Linked DNA regions of Homo sapiens: region 2 is linked to region 1. Evidence: chromatin loops called from intact Hi-C (ENCODE). Cell type or tissue: HepG2. All regions are shown on one strand. Each heading gives the region's core, and the rest is flanking DNA. Links, peaks and the distances in the headings are about the cores only.

What was found. Hi-C counts contacts between places; a loop is a spot of excess contacts. Peaks named below come from ENCODE experiments on the same cell type or tissue, not always from the same donor. Only the 100,000 strongest peaks of a DNase experiment are listed, where the experiment ranks them.
Region 2: it touches region 1 in a loop (15-fold over the local background); 1 of 110 quality-filtered maps calls a loop at or near these places.

The regions. Positions count from the first base shown.
Region 1 is chr18:42,443,348-42,448,729 of GRCh38, reverse strand. All of the region lies in intron 4 of LINC00907 (long intergenic non-protein coding RNA 907), which reads right to left. Among named protein-coding and RNA genes, the nearest start is that of LINC00907, 260 kb to the right of the region's middle. In HepG2, for the core only: no CTCF peak of the experiment used is centred there; DNase peaks (open chromatin) are centred at 2,309 and 4,189.
Region 2 is chr18:42,336,590-42,341,971 of GRCh38, reverse strand. The region is part of intron 4 of LINC00907 (long intergenic non-protein coding RNA 907); the gene reads right to left. Among named protein-coding and RNA genes, the nearest start is that of LINC00907, 150 kb to the right of the region's middle. In HepG2, for the core only: no CTCF peak of the experiment used is centred there; DNase peaks (open chromatin) are centred at 1,331, 2,501, 3,111, 4,421 and 1 weaker place.

The DNA.
Region 1 (5,382 bases), core at 81-5,080:
ATATGAGGGTAAGTTTGGAACTTCCTAGAGACTTGTTAAATTGTTGTGACCAAAGTGCGATAGTGACATGGACATTGAAGTCCAGGCTGAGGTGTTCTCAGATGGATATAAGGAACTTATTGGGAACTGGAGTAAAAGAAACTTTTGCTAAGCTTTAGCAAAGAGACTGGTGGCACTCTGTTCCTGCTCAAGAGATCTGTGGAACTTTGAACTTGAGAGTGGTGATTTAGGGTAGCAGGTAGAAAAAAATTTCTAAACAGCAAGCATTCAAGATTTGGCCTGATTCCTTCATGTATGGTCATATATATGAGCAAAGAGATTATCTAAAACTGGAATTTATATTTCAAAGGGAAGCAGGGAATAAAAGCTTAGGAAATTTTTAGTCTGACCATGTAGATTTCCTCTCCCCATTTTTGGGAGAGGAATTCAAATCACTTCAGAAATTTGCATAAGTAAAGGGGAGCTGAATGTTAATAGCCAAGAAAATGGGGAAAATGCCTTGAAAGCATTTCAGAGAACTTTGTGGCAGCTCCTCCCATCACAGGCCTGGAGGCCTAGGAGGGAAGAATGGTTTCCAGGACCAGGCCTATAGCCCTGCTGCCCTATGCAACTTCAGGACACTGGTCTCTGTAGCCCAGCTGCTCCAACTCTAGCTGTGACTAAAAGGGCCCCAGATATGCCTCAGGCTTCTTCTCCAGAGGGTGCAAACCATAAGCCTAGGCAGCCTTCATGTGGTGTTAAGCCTGTGAGCAGGCAGAAGGCAAAAGTTGATGCTTGGGAGCTTCCACTTAGATTTCAAATGATGAAAGGAAAAACTTGGATGTCCATGCAGAAGTCTGCGGCAGGGATGGAGCCCTCATGGAGAACCTCTACTAGGGCAGTGTGAAGGAAAAATGTAGGGTTGAAGCCCCAACACAAAGTCCCCACTAGAGAATTGCCTAGTGGAGCTGTGAGAAGAGGGTCACCATCCTCCAGACCCCAAAATGATAGATCTACCTACAGCTTGCACCATGTACCTGGAAAAGCCACAGGCACTAAATGCCAGCCTTTTAAAGCAGCTGCAGGGGCTGTACCCTGCAGAGCCACAGGGACAGAGCTGCAAAAGTCCTTGAGAGCCCACCCCTTGCAACAGTGTGACATGGGTGTGAGACATGGAGTCAAATGAGATTATTTTGGATCTTTAGTATTTAATGACTGCCTTGCTTGGTTCCAGACTTGCATGGGGTTTGTAGCCCTTTGTTTTGGCCTACTTCTGCCTTTTGGAATGGGAGTATTTAGCCAATCCCCATATCTTCATTGTATCTTGGAAGTATTAACTTGTTTTTGGTTTTTACAGTCTCACAGGCAGAAGGGACTTGCCTTGTCTCAGATGAGAATTTGGACTGTGGACTTCTGTGTTAATACTGATAATGAGATGAGTTAAGACTTGGGGGACTGTTGAGAATAGTTGATTGCATTTTGCAATGTGAGAAGGGCATGAGATTTGGGAACAGGCAGGGTTGCAAATATACGGTTTGAATTTGTGTCCCTAGTCAAATCTCATGTCAAATTGTGATCCCCGGTGTTGAAGAGGGGGTGTGGTGGGAGGTAATGTAGATCACAAGGGTGGACTTCTCCCTTGCTGTTCTCATGATAGTGAGTGAGTTCTCACACAATCTGTTTGCTTAAAAGTGTATGGAACCTCTCCCCTCCCTTTCTTCCTCCTTCTCTGGCCATATAAGACATGCCTGCTTCCCCTTCAACTTCTGCCATGATTGTAAGTTTCCTGAGCCCTTCCAAGCTTGCTTCCTATATAGCCTGCAGAACTGTGAATCAATTAAACCTTTTTAAAATATGAACTATCTAGTTTCAGGTAGTTCTTTATAGCAATGCAAGAATAAACTAACATACCACCCTATCAGGATAACACATATAGACTCTCCTTATTTATGCCCTGATATTTTAGCCCATTTTCCATGGAAATAACCATGATTCCAAGCCAAAGAGATAATGGAAAGGCATTAAGTTAATAATTAGGACTGGAGACACAAAGTTTATCTAGACTATGTTATCCTGGACTGACACATGCAATCTTATTCCTCTAATTTCTCCCTAAATGCTCTCTTGCCTGACTCTTGTGCTAACACGAACCAAGTAGCCATCATTTCCAAACTGTACCTTCCTCCCCTAGCTGCCTAAATTCCAGCCATGAGTATTCTTCATCACTTCCTTTCCATTGTTTGGCAATTACAGGAGCATCAATGTTATTGCCCTAGCTGACCACTGAATGAATGGTCATCAAGAATGTTAGCCTCATTCCTGAACAAACCAAATAATAAAAACTAACTGAGGTTTAAAAGGTCAAAGCTAAAATCAACATGTTACCTCACCAGCTAAGTATCTTGTGTTCTTTTTTGCCTGCTGACCACAAAGAGTCATCTGTGACAGGCAGAAAATGCAAGAGAATATTTCAGGCATAGTAAGCAGGCACTCATGGGTTAGAACTGTACAATGATGAACTCAATATTCCTGCCAAAATACAGACTTTTGGTTAAAGGCAATAAATCACTTTTGTTTATGTAAAAATTGGTTGAACTTAAAAAAAAACATAAAGAAGAATAGGTTATGTTTTATTATTCACAGCCATCCAGAAGTGAGGACTGGGCTTATATTTTTAATACACTCTCTGTGGACCTTAAATAGACATAAAAGTAAACTAGGGTATACAGTGAGTCCTCCTATAACATTGTCAATAGGTTTTTGAAAAGTTTGACTTCAAGTGAAACAATGTACTGCATTAAAGAAATAATTTTACCATAGGCTAATTGATATAAATAAGAGTTAAGTTTCTATAACATACAGTATATCCAAAAACCTATAGGCAAGTTTAAATAAGGACATACTGTATTCCCTAGTGATGTGTTACAGGGTTCAGTATTCAGTTTGACTTCTTTTTTAAATGTTTTATTTTTAAAAAATTGTAGGTGACACGATAATTGCACATACTTATGGGTACATTGTGATTTTGCTTGACTTAATGTAGTGTGGTGGTGGTGATGGTGGTGGTGGTTTCTGCTTATTCAAATGATCTTTCCAATTTTGATTGAGAGGATTTTGAGAAGCAAAACTAAAAGAGATAATGAAAGGTTGAAGTCAGCACTAACAACTGCCAATTGGCAAAATTTGGCCAGTTGTTAAGGCACTGGTAGGTTGAATTCAACATTGGTTAGAGTATTTATACCAACGAAATTGTCAAACACGGTTATCAGTGGGGATTTTTTTCTCTTTTTATTTATTTATTTTTCTTTTCTGGAGAGCCAGTTGTTAAACATCTACCAACAAACAACTGGACAAAATCTCCCCTAAAACTTGCAATCCAGATCACTGTAAATTATGATAAGCAGCAGAGGAAAAGCACCTCACCTATATCCATTTTCTCATTCACGGTTTCAGGGGATAATCTTTACCACCTAGAACTCTAGATTAATTCAGGTAATAAAAACAAGCCTTCATAAAGAACTTGGCTCTCAGGGAGCTGAGGAACAACAAAAAAGAGTTAACGTGAAGTGTGAAATGGTTATGAATACTGAGCCCCATTTATTTTAGCTGAAAGCACATAATTTATTAAGAATGAACAAAAAGGGAAAAGTCATCACTTTTCCTCCAGTTAATAATGCCCTATGCTTCCTCCATCTCCAAATGCTTTGTTCAGTGACATTCAGATGATATTAAAAAAAAAATCCTGATCCAGCTATTCTATCCAGAGTCTTGTTAAAAGCTTAAGAATCTTTTCTTAGATTAAACCTAACTTCAAAAGCATCAGTTATGGTCTCTGTTTGTCACTGTGAGAGGGATTTAAGCACTGCAGAACTAAGATCTTAGAGTGAAGGTTCTCTTTTACTTCCCAAAACACATTTTTTTCAGGACAACCCCATGGAGAAGCAGCCCATAAAGAAGCATTAAGAAGAGTGGCTTTTGCATTTTGTACATATGTTATGGATCTCAACATTCCAGGATGAGTTTGTGTGGTATTCTTCTCATCAATCTGGGGGATTTGTCACAAAATACCAACATGTAGCTCATTTATTTCTCATTTTCTTTTTATTTATAGTTCTGGGTGGTAGTTTCTTACTGTGGGGATTTGCATTCTCTGGCATTGGTCAAGGTCAAAGTACAGAGCCTTTATGTGCATTCTAAGCCCTTTCAAATATGTGTTCACCCCCCAGTGTGATGCATTAAAAAAAGATACCTTGTTCAGAATCGACCCACAAGCTCCTGCATTTTGTTTGTCTTCTATTAAAGACTAAGCAGCTACATTTCATTTCAAATTCCACATAAATGCTTTCAGAATAGCTTAAATCTGGAGCTGTCTGAAAACAGGAAAGATATTAGATGACCTCTCAGAATCCTTCCTTGTTCCTCAGTTTTCAGCATTGCAATGGCTTCCTATTGTGTGTGCACATAGCTGTTCTAACCCAGTACTGAAGGCTGCAGGCTCTCTGGCCTGCACTCAATTCCTTTCTCCATATCTATGTACCAGGTACTTTTCTATCCCTACCTCCTGTCTCCAGACCTAAACTTTTCCTCAATAAAGTTGCTGATAAACTGTGTGTGTGTGTGTGTGTGTGTGTGTGTGTGTGTGTGTGGCATGCATATGTGGGAGAGATTGTGAACATATTCATCTTCACAATATCCAATTAAGGTGGTATAAAGGTCTATTGAGGGTCAGGATAATGCCATAAAATGGATTTCAGAGATTAACATTGTTAAATTCTTTGCAAATTCCTTGGGTCAAAAACAGGTAATTTACTGAGCATCTTTAGGCCTGCTGCCCTATATGTAAAACTGAGAAAATACCACTTCATAGGTTTGTTCTGAGAATTAAATTATAAAATGTATATACCCATAAAGCACTTGCTCTGGTATATAGGAACTCTGCCCCCAATCCCCACAAATGCAAATAATATTTTGGGTGTTGCTGAATTACCTGTGCCTTGAAAGGATCAGCTCGCTATAAGAAAGCAGGATATTAAATTCAGACACAGCCTCCACTAACCTCAACCACAAAGACAAAGAAGCAGCCTGAGGCATACAAGATCAAGGAATGAGGCCCAGATGCTCAGAGCAAATAATTATGAAAGAATTGGAGGTCAAAATGAAAAACTAGCCCTATGCTCCCTGGCTGATCCCTGATTTTCTTCTCTTTACTCATTTCACTTTTCCTAGCTGTACAACATACCTTAATGCCCTTAGGGCTAGCAAATCAACATAACCAAAATATTTGCAGGCATATAATAATTCCTTCGTTCTTCATTCTTAGATTTGAGCACAGATTCAACACACTGATCCAATAAAAGTTTTTCAGAAAAAAAGAAAGATACTTTCTACATTAGATTTAATTAT
Region 2 (5,382 bases), core at 215-5,214, 110 kb after region 1:
AAATATTGACCAAGCTGAATACCATATTGTCACCCAGTATGTTTACATAAAAACAATAAATATATATATATATATATGTATATATTTTCTAGGTATAAGCCAGTGATAAAGAGTAAGTAAGGTAGTTTGTAAACATACCAGCAGCGATCCACCTTCTACCAGATGGTGAATACAGAACTGTGCTTAGCTCAATTTTAATAATAAACTCTTTGAAAATAACAAGGCAGGGTTTCATAAAAGAGTAGTTGGCTGTTGCCAAAGATGAAAGGACTAAATATGTATTCAAAGTTGGCCTACACAGGCCTCCCAGAGTGTTTCTGCATGAATGGCTTTCTGGATTCCCATTGGACTTTATCCCATAGACAAATTACAATGTTTCACATGGTCCATCACATTCCGAAGATTAATGCACAGACAATGACTTGGGGGAAAAAGTCCTCTTATGACAAATGTCCTTTCCAACCTGTGTTTTATACAGGAAGAAAAAATAATGAAACTAAGTATATTCCCCTGAATATTACATTCAGTCTCTTGCTAACATAAATATGCTTAGAAGATAAATAAATTTGTCTTATTTCAAGAAAGGTTCCTCCAAGGAGAGAATGGAATCCCTATTTAGGATTGTCTTTAAATACATTAATCTGACACAAGTTATCAACTGTGCTACTTCCATGTGTTGGGGTTCAGAAACTAATACCCCCCAAAAATGGCATGTTGACATGCTCAACTGAAGAAGAAGCCTCAAGGTCTCTCTCATCTCCACTCCCCGACCCCTGACCACAGCTCCCACTATCTCTTAATCCTGTCTCTCCCAAAGGACAGTATGAAATTGTTATCTGAAGTTCCCTTATCTGCCTAACATCTGGACCTGCCAAAGAAGAAAACAATTATCTCTGATTCCTTCCCTGAGTTTTCAGTAATTGAACTCATATTGCAGGAAGAAAGGCTAAAGACTGTCAACGGACTTTTGTCAAAAGCCATTGTCTGCTCTGCAGGCTCAACAGATTTTGTCCCAGGCCAATGTATGTTCTTCAAGCCCATTGAATTCTCCTAAAAATTATTTACCACCCCTTAAAATTATCCCCACTTCCCCATCTCCCTTTCCCCTTAGAAGTAAAGTATATGAGTATCTGTACCCTATTGGGAGATGGAGCAATGACTGTGCAATTTCCGCTCATGCATACTAAAAAATTTGTACGTCATTTCTCCTATTAATCTGCCCTTTATCAGTTGATTTTTCAGCAAACCTTTAGAGGACAAAGGGAAGCTTTTCCTTTGGCCCCTACACATATTTACTCTACATGCTCAACCTAAATGAGAACTTGAACAGATTTGCAAAGTCAAATGTCAACAGGACAATGATGGAGAAATCCCTGTAATGTGCGTGGGGAGAGAACTGGGAATGCTACAGTCACAGATGTTGGCAGCAACTCAAAGTCAGGTAATATTGGCAGGTTACAGAGAACAGGCAGGACTCAACCCTATTTTGCAGCTGTTCTTTTCTAAAAAAAAAAAAAAAAAAAAAATCTTTTACAAGAATGTGCAGGACATCTATTAAAGGATAAGAAGCCCAGGACAGAAAACATGAAAACAATATCCAGTTACCTTCAGGGAGCTTAACATTCCTCACTGGCAAAATTACAAGGCTGGCTATTAAACAGGTAGATTTTAAAGGCAATCATTGGGAACCACCCTAAATGAATTAAGAAAAATCAGGCAAACTCACCATAACAGAAGGAAAAATACTGTAGAACAGCAGTGTATTCATCAGAATTTATTTCTGAATCCCAACTCAGGGACCAGGTGCAGTTGCCCACGTCTGTAATTCCAGCAACTTGGCAGGCCAAGGTAGGCTGATCACTTGAGCCCAGAAGTTGAACAGCCTAGGCAACATGGCAAAACCCCATCTCTACAAAGAATACAAAAATTAGCTGGACTTGGTTGTGCACACCTGTAGTCCAAGCTACTCAGGAGGCTAAGTTGGGAGAATCACCTGAGCCTGGGGGTTCGAGGCTGCAGTGAGCCATGATTGAGCAACTGCCCTTCAGCCTGAGCAATGGAGTGAGACACTGCCTTAAAAAAAGAAAAAAGAAAAGAATCCTAACTTAGCCTCAAAATCACTGTCCAAACTTTAGCAAGTTATTTAGCATCGCTGAGACTCATTTTTTTTTTTTTATGAGGTTGACGTAGTAACTGTGGTTGTGTTCAGGATTAATATTACGATGAGCTAATGATTCTAAAGCAGGGCTTGGCATGCTGTTTCCTCTCCCCGTGTGGGATAATTGCTATTAATATGCAAAATAGTTGAAAAAAGGAGAGTCTGAAGTTAGGAATACTTACGAAGGAGTTTAAAGAAAACTTGAATTGTTGGGGACTCATTAACATTTATATAAAATCATTCAGAGTCCCAGAAAGAAAAAAAGGGTGACTCATGCTATTATACCTACTTCATAGAAAGGCTATTTATACACAAAGATTCTCTTAACCCAGCTATCACATGAGTTAGCGCTGATGTTTGCCTTTGCCTGCTTCCAACTTACAACTGTTACCTAATACACTGACCTGAACTGTGAACCCATTATTTAAAATGCCACTAAAATGTCATTACTAAATAATCTTTCTAGCTCTAAAATCTAAATAATCTGGAAAATATAAAAGAAATAATCAAAAAGAATTGATAAATATTAAGCCAAGAATGGAGATTCTAGGGTTAAGGGTTTTTGGTGGTATTTTCCCCTATAAAAATAATCCATTTTACTAAGATTGTTCTGTGGGATCTGTTTTCCAAAAAGGTATCAAAGTTAAAAAATCTATAGAAATAGCTTGACTGTATTTATGTTATCATCCTTGAAAAATGCTCAGTTCAAAAAATTATGAGCTTTTGGTGGCTTGCTTTTAAATCCAGTTTTATCCACTGATGATAGTTTCTTCTGTTTTAAAATAGATGAGAGTGCTTTGGTGATCATGGTTACACAGTATAAATATTGAGGCCACACGCTATCCCCTGCTGTCATTCAGGAGTTCATTTGTTCACAGTTCACCTACTTTGAAACATCTGATTGCCTCAATTACCAGCAAACAGTGATTTCCTGAACATAGATGTTCTTCCATTAACTTCTAAAGCAAGTAGTTTGCTAAGAAGCTCCACCCCATCTATCCATCATAATAAGCCAGATCTCTTTTCAAAGGCATTCCTGCAGTGAGAACTCATTCAAGTGTCAAAGCGTGGTTCTAATTGTAAAGTTAATGTTTTACCCTGGTAGGCTTGAAACATCCAAGGTTTAAATTTGATTCCCTAGACCCTACTAAAATGTAGAAGTCTAGAATGTTTCATGAATTGTAGAGGGTGCCCTAGATGGGATGTGATATATAACATGATAGGGGACCCTCAAACAAGTCAGAGGAGAATCTGGAAAAAAAATCAATGACTCTTTCTGGGGAGGAGATTGAAGTATTGATTAGGCAGAAAGTGGCTGATGGTAAAAGGTAGAATTACCCTATCCCTCCACCCCAAAGATGACAAGAAAGATTTGTATCCTCAGAGTAAATGAATAGAGGAGATAAACTACCCATGGCAGAGAAAGGTAGTCACATCAACAGGTTGCAGCCTTGGTGTGGGTAATCTCTGGAGGTTTCTCATCTTAGTGACGAGAGAAATCATGATGCAGATGACCTAAGTCACACCTGCTTGAGGAAGGAGGGCATGCTGAGTAAGCTAGGAATGGAGAGGCACCTGCAATAAGAAATAAGTTCCTCCCAAGAGGCTGGCTAATATGGTTTGGCTCTGTGTCCCCACCCAAATTTCATCACAAATTTTAATACCCCCATGTCAAGGGAGAAGCCTGGTGAGAGGTTATTACATCATGGAAGTGGTTCCCCCATGATGTTCTTGTGAAACTGAGGGAGTTCTCACGAGGTCTGATTGTTTTAAAAATGGCCATTTCCCCTGTGCTCCCTCTCTCTCCTACTGCCTTGTAAGATGTGCCTTGATTCCCCTTTGCCTTCCACCATGATTGTAAGCTTCCTGATGCCTCCCCAGCCATGTGGAACTGGGAGTCAGTTCTTTTGTTTATAAATTACCCAGGCTCAGGTATCTTCATTATAGCAGTGTGAAAATGGACTAATATAGAGAATTGGTACTGGTAGAGAGAGGCATTGCTATAAGGATAACCTGAAAATGTGGAAGCAACTTTGGAACTGGGCAACAGGCAGAGGTTTGAACAGGCAACAGGCAGAGTTTGGAGGGCTCAGAACAAGACAGGAAGATGTGCAAAAGTTTGGAACTTCCTGGAGAATTGCGGCATGGTTTTGATCAAAATGCTGACAGTGATATGGACAATGAAGTCCAGGCTGAGGTGGCCTCAGATGGAGATGAGGAACCTACTGGGAACTGGAGCAAAGGTCACTCTTGCTAGGCTTTAGCAAAGAGACCGGTGACATTTTGCCCCTGCCCTAGAGATCTGTGGGACTTTGAACTTGAGAGAGTCTGGCAGAAGAAATTTCTAAGCAGCAAAGCATTCAAGAGGTGACCTGGCTTTTCCTGAATGTATACTACTATATTTGCTCACAAAGAGTTGGTTTGAATTTGGAACTTATGTTTAAAGGGGAGGCAGAGCATAAAAGTTTGGAAAATCCACAGCCTGAACATGTGATAGAAAACAAAAACTCATTGTCTGGGGAGCAACTCAAGGTGGCTGAATACATTTCCATAAGTAAAGAGGAGCTGAATGTTAATCACCAAGATGATGGGGATGATGTCTCCAGGGCATTTCAGACATCTTCAAGGCAGCCCCTCCCATCACTGGCCCAGAGGCCTAGGAAGGAAAAATGGTTTAATGGGCAAGGCCTAGGGCCCAGATGGCTCTGTGCACCCTTTGGACATGGAGCTTCATGTTCCAGCCACTCCAGCTTCAGCCCTGGCTAAAAGGAGCCAAGGTACAGCTTAGCCCATGGCTTCAGTGGGTGCAAGCCCCAGGCCTTGGTGGCTTCTATGTGGTGTTGGGCCTGCAGGTATGCAGAAGACAAGAGTTGAGCTTTGGGAGCCTCCACCTAGATTTCAGAGGGTGTATGGAAATGCCTGGATGTCCAGGCAAAAGTCTGCTTTGGGGTCAGAGCCCCCCTGGAGAACCTCTACTAGGGCATCGCAAAAGGGAAATGTGGGGTTGGAGTCCCCACACGGAGACCCTGCTGAGGCACTGCCTAGTGGAGATGTGAGAAGAGGGCCCTGCAGAAAGGTAGATCTACCGATAGCTTGCATCATGTACCTGGAAAAGCCATAGGCACTTAACACAAGCCTGCGAAAACAGCCGTAGGGGCTGTACCCTGCAGAGCCACAGGCGCAGAGCTGCCCAAGGCTGTGGGAGTCCACCCCCTGCATCAGTG